Regions from separate parts of the Homo sapiens genome. Here region 2 is linked to region 1. Evidence: chromatin contacts called from ENCODE Hi-C or POLR2A ChIA-PET data. All regions are on one chromosome and are shown on one strand. Each heading gives the region's core, a stretch centred on a gene start or an enhancer-like site at or near the end of the contact. The rest is flanking DNA. Distances are from core to core; before and after follow the strand shown.

Region 1 (7,171 bases), core at 2,624-5,123:
TGAGTCCCCTGCTGCCTGGGCAGAGCCACCTCTGCAGATGCCCAGGTGGGTCTCCTGGGGCAGGGACTGGCAGGCTGTAGCCTGTGAGCAGATTCTGGGACCTGAAAGCTAAGGATGGTTTTTACATTTTTAAGGAGTTATAAAACAAACAGAAAAGGAAGAATCTGCAACAGAGACCATAAGTGGTCTGCAAAGCCAAAGGTTTATAGAAATGGGCAGACCTGCTCTAAGGGGCCTGCTTGCTGATGGGGCCTTGTCTGGATTGCCAGTTCTACTAATTCTGGAATTGGAAGTTCTCATGGAGGACTGTGTGCTGGGTAGGATTTCCAGATCCCAAGATGCTTTGGCTGCATTCAAACCCACAGGGCAGAGAGAGCCCTCCGCCCTGTTCCTTGGCAGAGGCCTCCACACTCCGTGTGCTGACCGGCCTGCCAGAATGACAACAACTGTCAGCTGTCTGCATCCTCCTGGCACCCCTTAGTGTGGCTGCATACTGAGGGGAGTTAAAACCATAAACAGGTGGAGAATATCTCCTTCCAGGGAATCTCAGAGGACTCAGTGATTTAAGAGGAAAAGACCAAACTGCTGCTTTCAGCAGGACCACTGTGTGCTGCCTGCCTGTCAGTGCATACAGATACGGGGTCCTGAGTTGGTGACCTCAAAACCGTGAGCGGTAGATAGACAGAGTAGCCCCTAATGAAGCAGAAAGACTAGAAGAGACAGGACCTAATTTAGGTCGAAAAGCAAAGTGAGGCCTCAGAAGATGAAGGCAGAGTGCGAGAAAGGCTTTCTGGAACTGACAAGTCTGCCATCCACATTTCGAAATGTATTAGAAAAATTGGAAAAAAAACATATGAAGTGTAGAATGTCAGCAGAAAGGTGTGGCCACAGTCAAGAGGGCCCTCTGTGGGTCCTGTGGTCCTGGACTGCAGGTGGGCCCAGTGGAGACTGTGCTGCCCCTCACCCTCCCCGGTGGGTCCTCTGTGATGGGGGTGGGTGAAGCTGAGTGCTGTCCTGAAAATCTGACCATGCACAGCCCCTTTCCAAAGACCCTTCTAATTTTAGAGGCCGCCAGCAGCCACGGGACTAGGCAGCATCAGAGCAGGGACACAATGTGAGTCATATGCGCCTGTGTTCATCCTGTGGTGTCCCTGGGCCCATGGGGGTGGGAGGGATCAGAGGGATCGGAGGGAGGGGAGTAAAACCAGGGGAAGGAGTGGAGGACCACGAACTCCCTCCCCTTCTTGGTGGCCAGCTGCTGTGAGGACTCGCTCTCTTAGGACAGGTCCACTGTCTCTGAGCTCTGGTTCTGGCCTCCTGTCAGGTGCCCTCGTGCGGGAATGAGTGAGGGACAGCAGGGCAGGCTTTCCAGGCTTCCAGCAAGCTCTACATGATGGGTGGGGAGACCCTGCTCTTAAAAACATGTGGACCCTTAGCATTCTTCTTCCTCAGACCTGGGGCCTCAGCCTAAGCTGAGATGACAGGGAAGAACTACAGATACACCAGATTTAGGGAAAATAACGTCAAGTGGTGCAGACAAGTGGAACTGCTGCTTGTGAAGTGGGCTGTGGAGTCGTGATGTTTGCTACGCCCGGCACCATGTTTCAGAACCTGTAGCAGCGCTCAAGAGAGAATCATTCCTTTAACAACAAACATGTACTGAGCCCCTGTGGGGAGGCACTGACCGAGGCCTGGGGACAAATGTGGGGACAGACCAGTCCTGTGGGGACAGCTGGCGGGGGTAGAAAACAGTAGAGCTGCCCCACCAGCCAGCGGCTGCTGGGAGAGCAGGGGTGTCCCCGCACCCAGAGGAGGCACCCTGCCGCTCTCCCCCAGGTTGCTTGGTGTGTGCGCTGCAGGGAGAATCCCGCCCCCAGCTGGTGTCCACAGGGGCCAGGGACACTGGTAGGTAGGTGTGGAACAAGGGAGTTTGTGACTTGGGATTGTTTTCTACTTAAAAAATAATCTGAGTAAAGCTTGGTTTAAACAGCATCAAGTTAAAAAAATTCCTAAGAAGTGGTTGGATTCCCAGTTTATATGTGGCTTTAAGGTTCTGAAGAAGTACACAATTAACCACAGAAGTATGACTTGAATAGATAAGAATTTAACAAAATACACACTGTTGGGTGTAAAATCATAAATATCTGAAGTTCTTAGAAATTGGTAATTTTCTTTTAGCTTTGCTGTGCTCTGAGCATGACTAAACTAAAAGTAATGAATCCAGACCTTGAAGACTGGTGTGTGTGTAAAAGGCAAGAAGTGAGAAGATTCACGTGTAGATCCAGGACAATCTGAATTTACTTCTGTTCAGTAGTTCCCAAAGGCTTTTTCTACATGGAGGGACTCGGAGTGACACAGCAGCTCCCTCTTGTGGGCAGATTCCCCTGTGTAAGGTGCTGGAGGCTGAGGTTCCAGCCTGCAGCCGCTTGTGATCCTGATATGTCGAGAGTTCTGGAAGACTGATGACTGCTGACCCCCTTCTTAACCTACGCCATCGCCATGCTGGTGGTGGGGATGGGGCTCTTGGCCATTCCTGCCCCTTGGCTGCCCTTCCTTGGTCTGAGGGTACGTGGGTGGCCCTTCGGGTGTGCCAGGAGCTTTGTGCTTTAGTGACCAACAGTCCCCTGATGTGTGAAGGCCCATCAATCCGATTTAAAATAAAACATTTGAAGTCTCTTCAGAGGACGGTGTGAGGATGTCTGCGTTCAGTGATGGAGCTTGGCCTCTGCCTTGCCCCTGATTGAGGCTCTGAGGGTTCAGATACAGTCTCTGCCCACTGCATGTGAACAGCCTGGTGGGTGTGGAGGGGAGGAAGCCTGTGATGATGGTGGCACTGTGAGGAAAGTGGGGATGGAAGGAGGTGTGCCCAGGAGGCAGGGCAGGAGAGTTCATGGATGTAGGGTTGCAGCAAGTCTGGAAAGCTGGGTTTGTTTTCCAGGGAGATGGCATGGGAGGTGGGCACCCCAGGCAGGAGGGGCTCTGGATATGACTCCAGAAGCCTGGTGGGCTGGAGGGGAGGGAGAGGCTGGGCCTGCTGGGGGCAGGAAAAGGGCAGACCTGTGCTTAATTTCAATTTCTATGGGAGTGATGCCCTCAAACTTAGAAGGGCTTTTGATGAGAAGCGATAGAGTATAGCTCTTGCCCTCCTCAGTGGCATCACTGATTTTTTAAAATGCATTTTAGATATTTGTATTTCTATATTAATTAGTATTAGGATTGGCTATAAGTGACAGAGATGCAACATAATAGGAGCTTAACCAAGAGAAAGGGCTGCATCCTGCACTTGCTATTGTTTGATTTATGAACTTTAGACATTAACTGTGCACTGTTAGTTCACATGGAGGAGGATTTAGCTCCGTGACGTTTCTCCAACCTTCTTTTCCTGTATCATTTAGGATTGATTCTGGGTGAAGGTCACAGCATGACTCACAGTATCTTACACACCTTGGATGTATATACGCACTTCTTATGTCGTAAGTAATCCAGAGGGAGGAGTTTGCTAGAGCTAGTCCAGAGTTCAGCCATCTTAGGGCTCTGGGTGAGTATCGCTGCAGTACAGCAGCAGCAGCTTTAGACACCACTTCTGTGTTTAAGGCAGGAACAACTGAGAAGGAGCAGGCCGTGGAGCTCTTGTCTATTCCTTTTGTCAGAGACATTGTGGAAGCCCTCAGCATATTTTCACCTGTCTTTCACCAGAACTGTGTCTTTCTCCTTGGCAAGAAGTGTGTTTTGTGGCCAGCTTTAGTCACAAAAGAGACAGAAAATGAGCCTTTCATTTTTGTGGCACCCTTGGTAGAGGGGTAGGGGAAAGGGCTTCAGGACGAGCACTGGATCAGCTTACCAAGCCTGAAACCACGCCCCCTGCTGGTCATCCTAGAGACTGAGTGGCCCATGTGCTCGTGGCCTGTGGGCCCTGGGCGGCCTCTCAGTTTCCTGCATGGAAGGCAGCAGAAGCACTTATCTGGCCCTCAGCTCCTCGGTGGTGTCAGTTTGTCTGACCTCTGTCAGTTTGTTGTCTTCTTTTTTTTTTTTTTTTAAGACAGAGTCTCGCTCTGTTGCCTAGGCTGGAGTGCAGTGGCACAATCTTGGCTCACTGCAAGCTCCGCCTCTCGGGTTCAAGCGATTCACCTGCCACAGCCTCCTGAGTAGCTGAGACTACAGGCGCATGCCACCATGCCTGGCTAATTTTTGTAGTTTTTGTAGAGACGGGGTTTTGCTGTGTTGCCCAGGCTGGTCTTGAACTCCTGGGCTCAGGTGATCCACCCATCTCAGCCTCCCACTGTGCTGGGATTACAGGCGTGAGTCACTGCTCCCAGCCTTGTTTGTCTTCTGTGTTACCAAAGTAGAAAACTTCTTCTGTTCTGTAACCTTGGTTCAATCAAAGTTCCAAATTCATAAATGGCACTTATATTATTATGACGATTGCTGAAAGTCATGCCACAGTTTAATTTGCTTTATACTTGGATTTGGTATACTTGATTTTTTGGTTCTGTTTTCTCTTTTTCCTGATTTCCTTGATTTTTTTGGTTCCGTTTTCTCTTTCTCCTGGTTTCCTTGATTTTTTGGCTCCGTTTTCTCTTTTTCCCATATTCTTGCCTGGCATGGAGTGGTAGAGCAGAGTGGGGAATGGAGTTGAGTTTGGATCCAGCGGTCGAGCAAGTGTCTCAACTCCCATGCTCAGCTTCCTCCTCTGTCACGTGGGGCAGGGAAGGTGCCTGTCGGGCGCAGCGAGCGTGGTGAGTGGTAGTGTGGGGCCGCGTGCGCCCGTGGGCCCTGAGCATCAGCACTTCTGCCTCTCCGTGTTCTCTTGTTGAGAGGGACCACTGCCTTTCTTATGCTATCGCCAGCCTTTTCCAGCTTATTCATTCTGTTTCTTGGAACCCATTTAATTCATTCTTCTTGAAATATGTGTATTTTCTATTTTATTTCAAATTGAGACTTACCTTTCTTATAGAATTTGTTTTCTTCTGGGATCTCTTGATTTTTTTAAAATTGGATTTACTGAGGTAAAATGTACAGACAATAAAACTCTTTTTTTTTTTTTTTTTTTTTTTTTTTGACACAGAGTTTCGCTCTTGTCACCCAGGCTGGAGTGCAATGGCATGATCTCTACTCACTGCAACCTCTGCCTTCCAGGCTCAAGCGATTCTCCTGCCTCAGCCTCCCTAGTAGCTGGGATTACAGGCGCCCGCCACCATGCCCGGCTAATTTTGTATTTTTAGTAGAGATGGGGTGTTGCCATGTTGGCCAGGCTAGTCTCAAACTCCTGACCTCGGGTGATCCACCCACCTCAACCCAGCCAAAAATCATTCTTCTAAAGTGTGCACTCTAATATATTCTGACAAATGTATGCCAGTGCCACACCACCAAGCAGCTGAGGTAGAGAATATTCTTACCCCAAAAAGTTTCCTCTTACCCCGTGCAGATGTCCTACCCATCAGGGCCCAGGGCGACCTTGTCTGATGTTGATGTCCCATCAGATGGTTTGTATTCAGCAGAGCACCTAGACCAGGCTGTGAGGTACAGGTCCGCCCCTGGCAGCCCATGCCTTGTAGCTTCTGGGTGGCTCCTGGCTTGGTTGCTGTGGTGTGGAGCGTTGAGTGACCTCTGCAGAACAGCAGATGGTGCTGTAGGGCCGCTTCTAAGACTCAGTGGAGGAGGCTCAGTGGCGTTCTGAGCGGTGGCCACCAGGACAAACCTCTTGTCTTTACACCATCTGTGTGTGTGTGCGTGAGTGTATGTGTGTGTGCATTCCAGTGTGCGTCCAGAAGCCAGTTTCCTTCAGAAAGCTTTCTGTTCCCTGGCTTCATTTTTACCATTTAGAGGACCTGTGAAGCAATGAGATGGAATACTTATAGCTGGTTTAATTCAGTGAGTGATCTGAATTGTAAATAAAATTTTATCAAGTAATTTATAAATTTGATATAATAAATTAAGTCTGCGGAAGGGGCTGATTGTGTTATGGAATGAGAAGTTTTGTACATCTTTTGCAATTCTAAAAATTGTGGCCAGGTGTGGTGCTCAAGCCTATAATCCTAGAACTTTGGGAGGCTGAGACAGGAGGATTGCTTAAGCCCAGGAGTTTGAGACCAGTCTGGGTAACATGGTGAACCCCTGTCTGTACAAAAAATAAAAGTAAAAATAAATTAGCCAGGCATGGTGGCACATGCCTGTAGTCCCAGCTACTCGAGAGGCTGAGGTGGGAGAATTGCTTGATCCCAGGAGACGGGTGGCAATGAGCCAAGATTGTGCCAATGCACTCCAGCCTGGGCGACAGAGCGAGACCCTGTCTCAAAAAAAAAAGTTGTGACTTTGCTGTGTAGTCTTTGTGTAACATAATTTTATGATTCTATTGTTTTAAGCTTAATATTCCAAATAGGTAATAATTATGTTAAAATGCAAAAAATTAGCCTATACTCTCATGATCTAAATATGTAGTAGTGGTTTTACAGAATATATTTCAAAGGATTGCCATTCTGTTTTATTTTTAGTAGCCAGTTATAGAAAGCATTATTTTTAAATAATGCCTAAGAATCTTTAAAGAAATACCTGTCAATGTATGTTCCAGTTTAGTATCAAATTTATATTCAGAGCTCATAAGAATTTAAAAAGTTTCCCAGAGTCTGTAAATGGGGATGGAGCTGTCCTTCAAGGGTGATAGTCCCCCTAGGTTTGAGTTGTCCTCTGCTGCTAGCATAGTACCACCTGAGCTACCTGTGGGCCACCTTCACCACCCGTGGGTCCCTCCAGCCACCCCAGGGACACCTTAGCCTCCCTGGGTCGCCTTAGCCACCCCTGGGCCATGTTAGCCACCACAGGATCACCTTAGCATCCCTGGGTCACCTTAGCCACCCCAGGGTCACCTTAGCATCCCTGGGTCGCCTTAGCCACGCCTGGGCCATGTTAACTACCACAGGATCACCTTAGCATCCCTGGGTCGCCTTAGCCACCCCAGGGTCTCCTTAGCCATCCCAGGGCCACCTTAGCCACCTGTGGGTTACCTCAGCCACCAGTGAGTCACCTTAGCTACCCCAGGATCACCTTAGCCATTTGTGGGTCACCTTACCCACCCTTTCACCTTAGTCACTCATGGTCAGCTTAGCTGTTTGTGGGTCACTTAGCCACCCCTGGGCCACTGTAGCCACCTCTGGGTGTCCTTAGCCACCCCCGG
Region 2 (7,171 bases), core at 2,403-4,902, 96 kb after region 1:
AAATAAATATATTCTGTATTAATTTTAAAAGTTCCCAGACATACCATGCGTCAGAGCTTTGCCACCTGGGAAGCAGGTTTGCATGAGATGCTTAAATTGAGAAACAAAATTTAGGAAATCTTACAAGAGGTTTACAGTGTAAAAATCAGTACTTTGCTAAGTTTGTGGTGGTTTTTTTTTTTTTTTTTCTTTTGAGACGGAGTCTTGCTATCGCCCAGGCTGGAGTGCAGTGGCGCGATCTCGGCTCACTGCAACCTCCGCCTCCCGGGTTCACGCCATTCTCCTGCCTCAGCCTCCCTAGTAGCTGGGACTACAGGCGCCCGCCACCAGGCCCGGCTAATTTTTTGTATTTTTAGTAGAGACGGGGTTTCACCGTGTTAGCCAGGATGGTCTCGATCTCCTGACCTCGTGATCCGCCCGCCTCAGCCTCCCAAAGTGCTGGGATTACAGGCGTGAGCCACCGCGCCCTGCCTGCGGTGGTTCTTAAAAAGCTAAAGTCAGGCCAGACACGGTGGCTCACGCCTGTCATCCCAGCACTTTGGGAGGCCGAGGTGGGTGGATTGCCTGAGCTCAGGAGTTTGAGACCAGCCTGGCCAACATGGCGAAACCCTGTCTCTACTAAAAATACAAAACATTAGCCGGGCATGGTGGCATGCACCTGTAATCCCAGCTACTCGGGAGGTTGAGGCACGAGAATCGCTTGAACCTGGGAGGCGGAGGTTGCACTGTGAGCCGAGATTGCGCCACTGCACTCCAGCCTGGGGGACAGAGTGAGACTCCGTCTCAAAAAAAAAAAAAAAAAAAAAAAAAGTGAAAGAAAACAACACACATCTTTAATAACCCAGAATTTAGTCTGGGTAATATCAACGTGATAAGGCCAGGGCGACATGGAGACCCAAGTATATGAGAGTACGTCTCAGTCTCTGTCCCACTGGGGCACAGATGGGAATCTCCATTATTTTTCTAATGAACAAAGGTCAAAGATTTTATGTTAATCATTATAAAATCTGTTAATAAGGGAAGTGGTAAGATGTTAAAATTGACTCCGTTGACAAATTGACTAACTCTAATAGATTAAATGAATTAGGGCTTTTATCTGCTTGTCCCAGGCAGAAAACAGTAGGGCCAAAACAGAAGTCAATAACCGGTGGATAATTTTGTCTGACCTCATGAATATTGAATGCTTCATGAATACTGAATGCCTCATGAATATTGAATGTCTTATGAATACTGAATGCCTTATGAATACTGAATACCTCTCTGATGCTCCCATTTTCTCTCCACAGTCTACTGGCTCATGTGTCTCACAGGCTACTGGCCTGTCTGCTCATTTCTCTTATTTTCTATGGATGAGTTGAATACTCTTAGATACTCATAAACAATACTGCAGACACACCTTACACTTTGTCAGCTACGGGATTTGTTAGTTTTCCACATTATGTTGATTCTTTCCTTCTAGGACTTAGAGTGAAGACACATTGGACCTTTCATGCTATCTACCACTTGGGTCAGTTATGAAGCTTTATCTCTCAGTTCCAAATTCAATATTTACGTTCCGCTTTATAATATTGAGGCTGGGACCCTGCAAATATGATGTTCCCATTCTCTGCTGGCTTTATATTCTGCCAAAGGTAGTACAAGAGGGACCATGGCAGACAGGATGAGGGAGAAGGTGATTTCCTGCCATTTGCTTGCTGTTGCTGCTCAGCCGCAGTGCTTCTGCAACTGCAAAGCTGCTATTGGTTCTCATCAGCAGGTTGCTTTGGAGTCTCACTGCCCGCCTTCACAGGTGCCAGTAGCAGGACAGCAGCACTCCACCTCAGAGGCTGAGGTCCAGCTCTGCACAGCCCCTCCTGAACTTCTGTAATACGTAGCAAAATTAATGGGGGAGGGTTTATAAATGACTTTTATACTTGATTTTTTTAATAAGAGATGGGGTCTCTGTCACCCAGGCTGGAGTGGAGTAGCACAACCGTAGTCCACTGCAGCCTCAAACTCCTGGGCTCCTCCCACCCCAGCCTCTTGAGTAGCTGGGACTACAGGTGCATGCTACCACACCCAGCTAATTTTTAAATTTTTTGTAGGAGTCTTGCCATCTTTCTCAGACTAGTTTCGAACTCCTGGGCTCAAGTGATCCTCCTACCTTGGCCTTCCAAACAGCTAGGATTACAGGTGTGAGCCACTGCACCTGGCCTATAGTTGATTCTTATTTAGTGTTTTGCTCCTAAAAGTAATGTTCAATAAACATATACACACAAGTCCTCACTTAGTACATGACCTGAACATTTACCCACATGCTTCATTAAAGTGTTACAAATTAAGTAAGAAGAGTGGTATATAGATGTATTTTCTTGTAATGGCATATCATAAAGTGGGTCAATTAATTATATTAGCTCTACACGTCTTAAATCATAACTTTATTGCTTTTGGTAATTTAATAAGATGTCCTCTATAATTTATTTCTCAGTGGTTTTCTTTTTTTAATATCCTTGAAAAAGCATGCTAACACTTTTATTTCAATTGAAAAAGTAGGTCAGACTTTTCCTGACGAAAAATGTCTAATTTGGTTCACTGGTTTGACAAGGAGGATTAGGGTATATGGAGGACATCTGCCATAAATAGAATGAACTACATCTTCAAGGATTCAATGAAAACACATTTAAAATAATAGTATAATAAAAGCATTTTATCAAAAATATTAAATTGGCCCCAAAAAGCAATGAAATTAACAACATTTTAATGTTCTCAACCCCCTCAAACTATATTAGATTAAATAAGGTGACAGAGAATCAGGGATAAACGACAGTCCCTTGATAAACTGAGACAAGGACAGCCTCTTAGTAAATGTTCCAGAAATTGAGACTGACTGGATAACACATCCTTTGGCAAGTCAAGTAGTTTCTAATCCTTTGCTTTCAAAACACTTGAATGAAAAACCGAGTTGATAGCTGATAAAGCATTAAACTAATTTTTACAGTTTTAAAATTTCAGATCATCATCGGATTTAGGAACTATTACTCAGAAGAGTTCAGAACACAATTGAGGGCCATTGCTATACTATACCTCCTTATCTACATATTCATGCAAACAAAGTTTCCTAACATGGTCTATAAAAATGAAGAGAAAAATATACTTGAGACTGAAGCCTGCCTCACTGGAGCTGAGTCCTCCTGTTCCTTGAGTGTGGGAACCAATCGGCTGGAAAAACAGCCCCACTCTTCTCATTAACGAGGCAGTTTCAATCAAATGTGTTTATGTGTTAATAGTTATCTATCAGTTTGTAACATACATATGTTTTCTGAAAAACTGAAGTGATACTACTTGTGAAAATAACTCAGGAGATATTAAAAGCTTTTGATCACAAAATAAATTTTAAATTTTTGACCCCATTTAAAGCTTTTTGTTGTAGAGAAGTAGGGCGAGGTAAGCACAAAAGACTTCCAGGAGGCAAAGTAGATGGCACTGGGGTCAAATTTTGTGACAGAAGCCGAATCACGTCCAGGAACGACCAAAACTTCCAAAGGAGCAAAAGCTAGTCCTTTTGCGGGGGCGCAGGCAGAAGCGGCGGCAGAAGCGGCGGCAGAAGCGGCAGGCGGAAGCGGCAGGCGGAAGCGGCAGGCGGAAGCGGAAGGCGTCCATCTTTACCGTGTTCAGACCCGGATGAGTCCTAGTCCCCGCCACACACAGGTCGTGGGTTCTCCTTTGAGAGTGACCACTGGTTCCTAGAGCTTTTCCTAAACTGGAGACGGATCCTGCCCTGGGGGTCTCAGTCACCGCGAGGACTCGAGGGTAACTGCCAGAGGTCCCAGGTGGCCCGAGGTGATGCCGGGCGCAGGGAGGGGCTGGGGCGGAGAGAGGGCTGGGGTTTGGGGCCGTGTCGGGGATGAGTGGTGAGGGGTGCCCAGAAGGGGGAGGCAGAGGTTGGTGTGGCCACGGTGGAAGGAGCCACAAACGTGGACATGTAAAGGAGGACCAAAAGGTTTTTTTTTGTAAAGATCAATATTTAGGACAGAAATCACAACCTTTCTATAAAACAAAACAACTGTATAATTTAAAAATTGAATTGTGAGCTAAACGCATATGAGGGGTTACGGGTTTTCAAAATTCAGAGATTAGGAGCAAAACCAAAAACTTGTAGCCCGCTTCCCTGTGAGCCTCTTCTCCAGCCCAGCCCGGCTGCAGGACTCTGGGGCTGCCTTGAGGACGGGGTGCTATTTCTCAGGTTTCGTCTGCAAAGGGGTAAGTCACCCCAAACCAGAGCACTCAGTGGTGGACTTACAGCCAATCCTGAGCTTCTCAAGACACTAGAGTGCACCCCAGCCTGCCTGCCCCCGAGGCCTGGCACCAGCCAGTGCGGCAAACCAGCAGGCAGGGCACTGAATGTCGTCTGAGCTGCAGGGCCCTTCCTGGGGCTGGGGGTCCAGGCCAGAGCCTCTGTGCTGTGTGTGTGTCCTTACTGTCCACGCCCGAGCCTCATTTATATGGAGAACACATTTCTTCTCAGAAAAGCAAACCTCAAGCAGTTGAACTGGAGAATGAGGACAGAAGGGCTTATGCAGAGCCGGGATATTTTTTACACAAAATCAGAGGAGGGCGACCTTCAAACTATTATTTGTTTTTCTCCTTTGGCCTGGAACTAATCAGCTTAGCATGGATGCCTGGGTGTCCCGGTGAGATAGCGAACCCATCTCATTTGGGTGTTTACCTTTTATAAAAGAAAAAAAAATCCATTTCTTATGAGTACATTGTTATTTATTCTAGAACTTCCCTCATAAACCGTCAGTTCATGCTATGTAATCCTATAAAGTAGTTTATTTTTAAAAATCGTTGAAAGGATAAGCAGAAGATCGCCTCTTCCTGGCATGTGTCAAATTGCTTTATATGTAGCTATTCTAGAGCAAAAATGCTGACTGTCCGTTGAATATTGTCACTTGCCAAGCAGAGAGCTGCGCACCCCTTTCACCCATCTGTGGGTCAGTATGCAGTGTATTTGGGGATATGACACAGTTTCTTATCGCTTCCCATCACCTGTCCTGTGTGAATTGAGGCGGAAGTAATCTCTTGAGGATGACCTGTCTGTGTTTAAATTGAAGATGAATATTGCCATGGACAAATCTGATTTGATCATTGAAGGGACAAGCCTCTGTTTTAGAATTCATTGTGTTGTCACTCAGTTTTGCTGTGATTGCCTCCTTGGTGCCTCCTCTTTCTGCGACAAAACCGAGGGAAAAAATAGGTGGGGGGAACTGTGCTGCAGGTACTTTTAAGTGGATTCAATTTACCTCTGTTTAAGTAGTAGAGAAATATGTTTGGGCCCTGGAGAGAAAAATGCCCTGGATAATTTGCTTATAAACCAGGCGCATGCCTGGAGTGACCAGTGAGTGTGGCAGCAGCCAGGAGGGGCCACCCTGTTGTCCCTGCCTCAGGGCAGGCTCTCCCACCCCAGCTCCTTGGTGGTTCAGGTGACCTTGTGCATCCCTCATGTCAAGCCCTTGCCCAGGCAAGCAGGGGTGGGGCTGGAGCCCTGGGATTCACACAGGGCACGCCGTGCACCATGAGGTCAGTGACATCATAACAGAAGCCTGGCTTCTCAGACCCATCCAGCCCCAGGAATCCTGAAAGTGGGCAGACCTTCAGGGCACTGGGACAATTTGGAGGGAAGGGAGGGGCTATCTCAAGGAACCCTGCAGTGCATGTACCTCTCAGGGAGAAACGGGTGACAGTGGAAGCGCCCTGGTCTGGGGATCAAGGTACCTGGGCTTAAAGCTTTGCTCCCATATACCTCAGTCAGCCTCCTCCTCTGCAAAACAAAGACAGTAAAGCCTGGCCACCCACCCCTTGCTTGGTCTTCAGGGTGTCAAGATGGAACTCACACTTTGAGTCTTGGCTGGGATGGCGTTTGGGCTGGATAAAGGAAGTACAGTGAAAGTAGAAGTGGTAGTCAGACCGATGTGCAGCTGGGTTTGCTCTGCTGGGCAGTGAGAAGCAAGTGCTGAGTGACTGCCACCCAGAGGAACATGGCTGTCAGGCCCTGTGACCCAGCACCTCTCCACCCTGGATGTAAACTGCTGAGAATCAAGGGGTGGGGCTCCCAGGAATGAGGCCATGGCAGATGAGGAGGTCTGGAGTGTCTAGCCTAGTGCAAGCTATTTGTTTCCCAGACAAATAGCTCAGTGGAGCAGAATAGAGAGCCCAGAAGTAGACCCATATAAATATAGTCAACTGATGTTTGCCAAAAGTACAAAGGCAATAAAATGGACAAAAGATAGTGTTTTCAACAAATGGCGCTCGATGTTCACATGAAAAAATAAAAGCATGTAAACACAAATCATAAACCCTTCACAACAGCTAACTCTAAATAGATCACAGAAACTACAAACGACAAAATTTCTAGAAAGTGACATTAGAGAAAACCTAGATGGCTTGGGTTTGGTGATGACTTTTTAGGTACAACACCAAAGGCAACATCTATGAAGGAAACAATAGGCTGGACTTCATTAAAATTAAAAACTGCTCTGCAAAAGATAAAGCCAAGAGGCTGAAAAGACAGGTCATAGACTGGGAGAATATGTTTGCAAAAGACACATCTTATAAAGGGTCATTATCTAAAATCAATAAAGACTCTTAAAGCTCAACAATAAGAAAATGATCTGATTTTTTAAATGGGCAAAATAATTTAAGAGATTCCTCACCCAAGAAGATATACAGATGGCAAATAAGCATATGAAAAGATGCTCCAAATCTTATGAGGGAAGTGCAAATTAAAACAAGAATGAGATGCCACTACACATCTATTAGAATGGCGAAAATCCAGAACACTGACAACACCAAATGCTGGTGAGGATGTGGAGCAACAGGAACGCTCATTCATTGCTGGTAGGAATGCGAATGGTACAGCCACTTTGGAGGACCGTTTGACAGTTTCTTACAAAACTAAATATAATCTTACCATATGGTCCAGCAGTTGCGCTCCAAAGAAGCTGAAAACTTAGGTCCACACAAAACCTGCTCACGGATGTTTATAGCAGCTTTATTCATTATTGCCAAACTTGGAAGCAACCAAGATGTCCTTCCTTCAGTAAGTGAATGGATAAATGAAACGTGGCACATTTGGGCAATGGAATATCAGTCAGTGCTGTAAAGAAATTAGCTAGCAAGTAATGAAAAGATG

Evidence for each region. Hi-C counts contacts between places; a loop is a spot of excess contacts on that map. ChIA-PET counts read pairs that join two places held with the same protein, here RNA polymerase II (POLR2A). Pooled maps may share reads with other maps.
Region 2: a map of PC-3 shows a loop between it and region 1 (12-fold over the local background). The contact joins the promoter of LINC00334 here to the enhancer-like site in region 1. A Hi-C loop is called at or near these places in 8 of 168 maps with a recorded cell type or tissue (Caco-2, GM12878, IMR-90 and 5 more), 4 of 37 single-sample maps with no recorded cell type and 7 of 50 pooled maps. POLR2A ChIA-PET finds 5 or more read pairs at or near these places in 3 of 52 experiments (activated CD8-positive, alpha-beta T cell, common myeloid progenitor, CD34-positive and naive thymus-derived CD4-positive, alpha-beta T cell).

The regions. Positions count from the first base shown.
Region 1 is chr21:45,134,903-45,142,073 of GRCh38, forward strand. All of the region lies in intron 2 of ADARB1 (adenosine deaminase RNA specific B1), which reads left to right. Among named protein-coding and RNA genes, the nearest start is that of ADARB1, 64 kb to the left of the region's middle. RefSeq lists an enhancer at 3,772-4,066. Within about 2 kb of position 3,874, at least 5 of the 41 ENCODE cell types and tissues checked have a DNase peak (open chromatin) inside an H3K27ac peak, as active enhancers do; they include PC-3, where a contact is called at or near this core.
Region 2 is chr21:45,230,688-45,237,858 of GRCh38, forward strand. LINC00334 (long intergenic non-protein coding RNA 334) reads left to right here and starts at 3,653. Exons shown (of 3, transcript NR_135279.1): 1 at 3,653-3,819.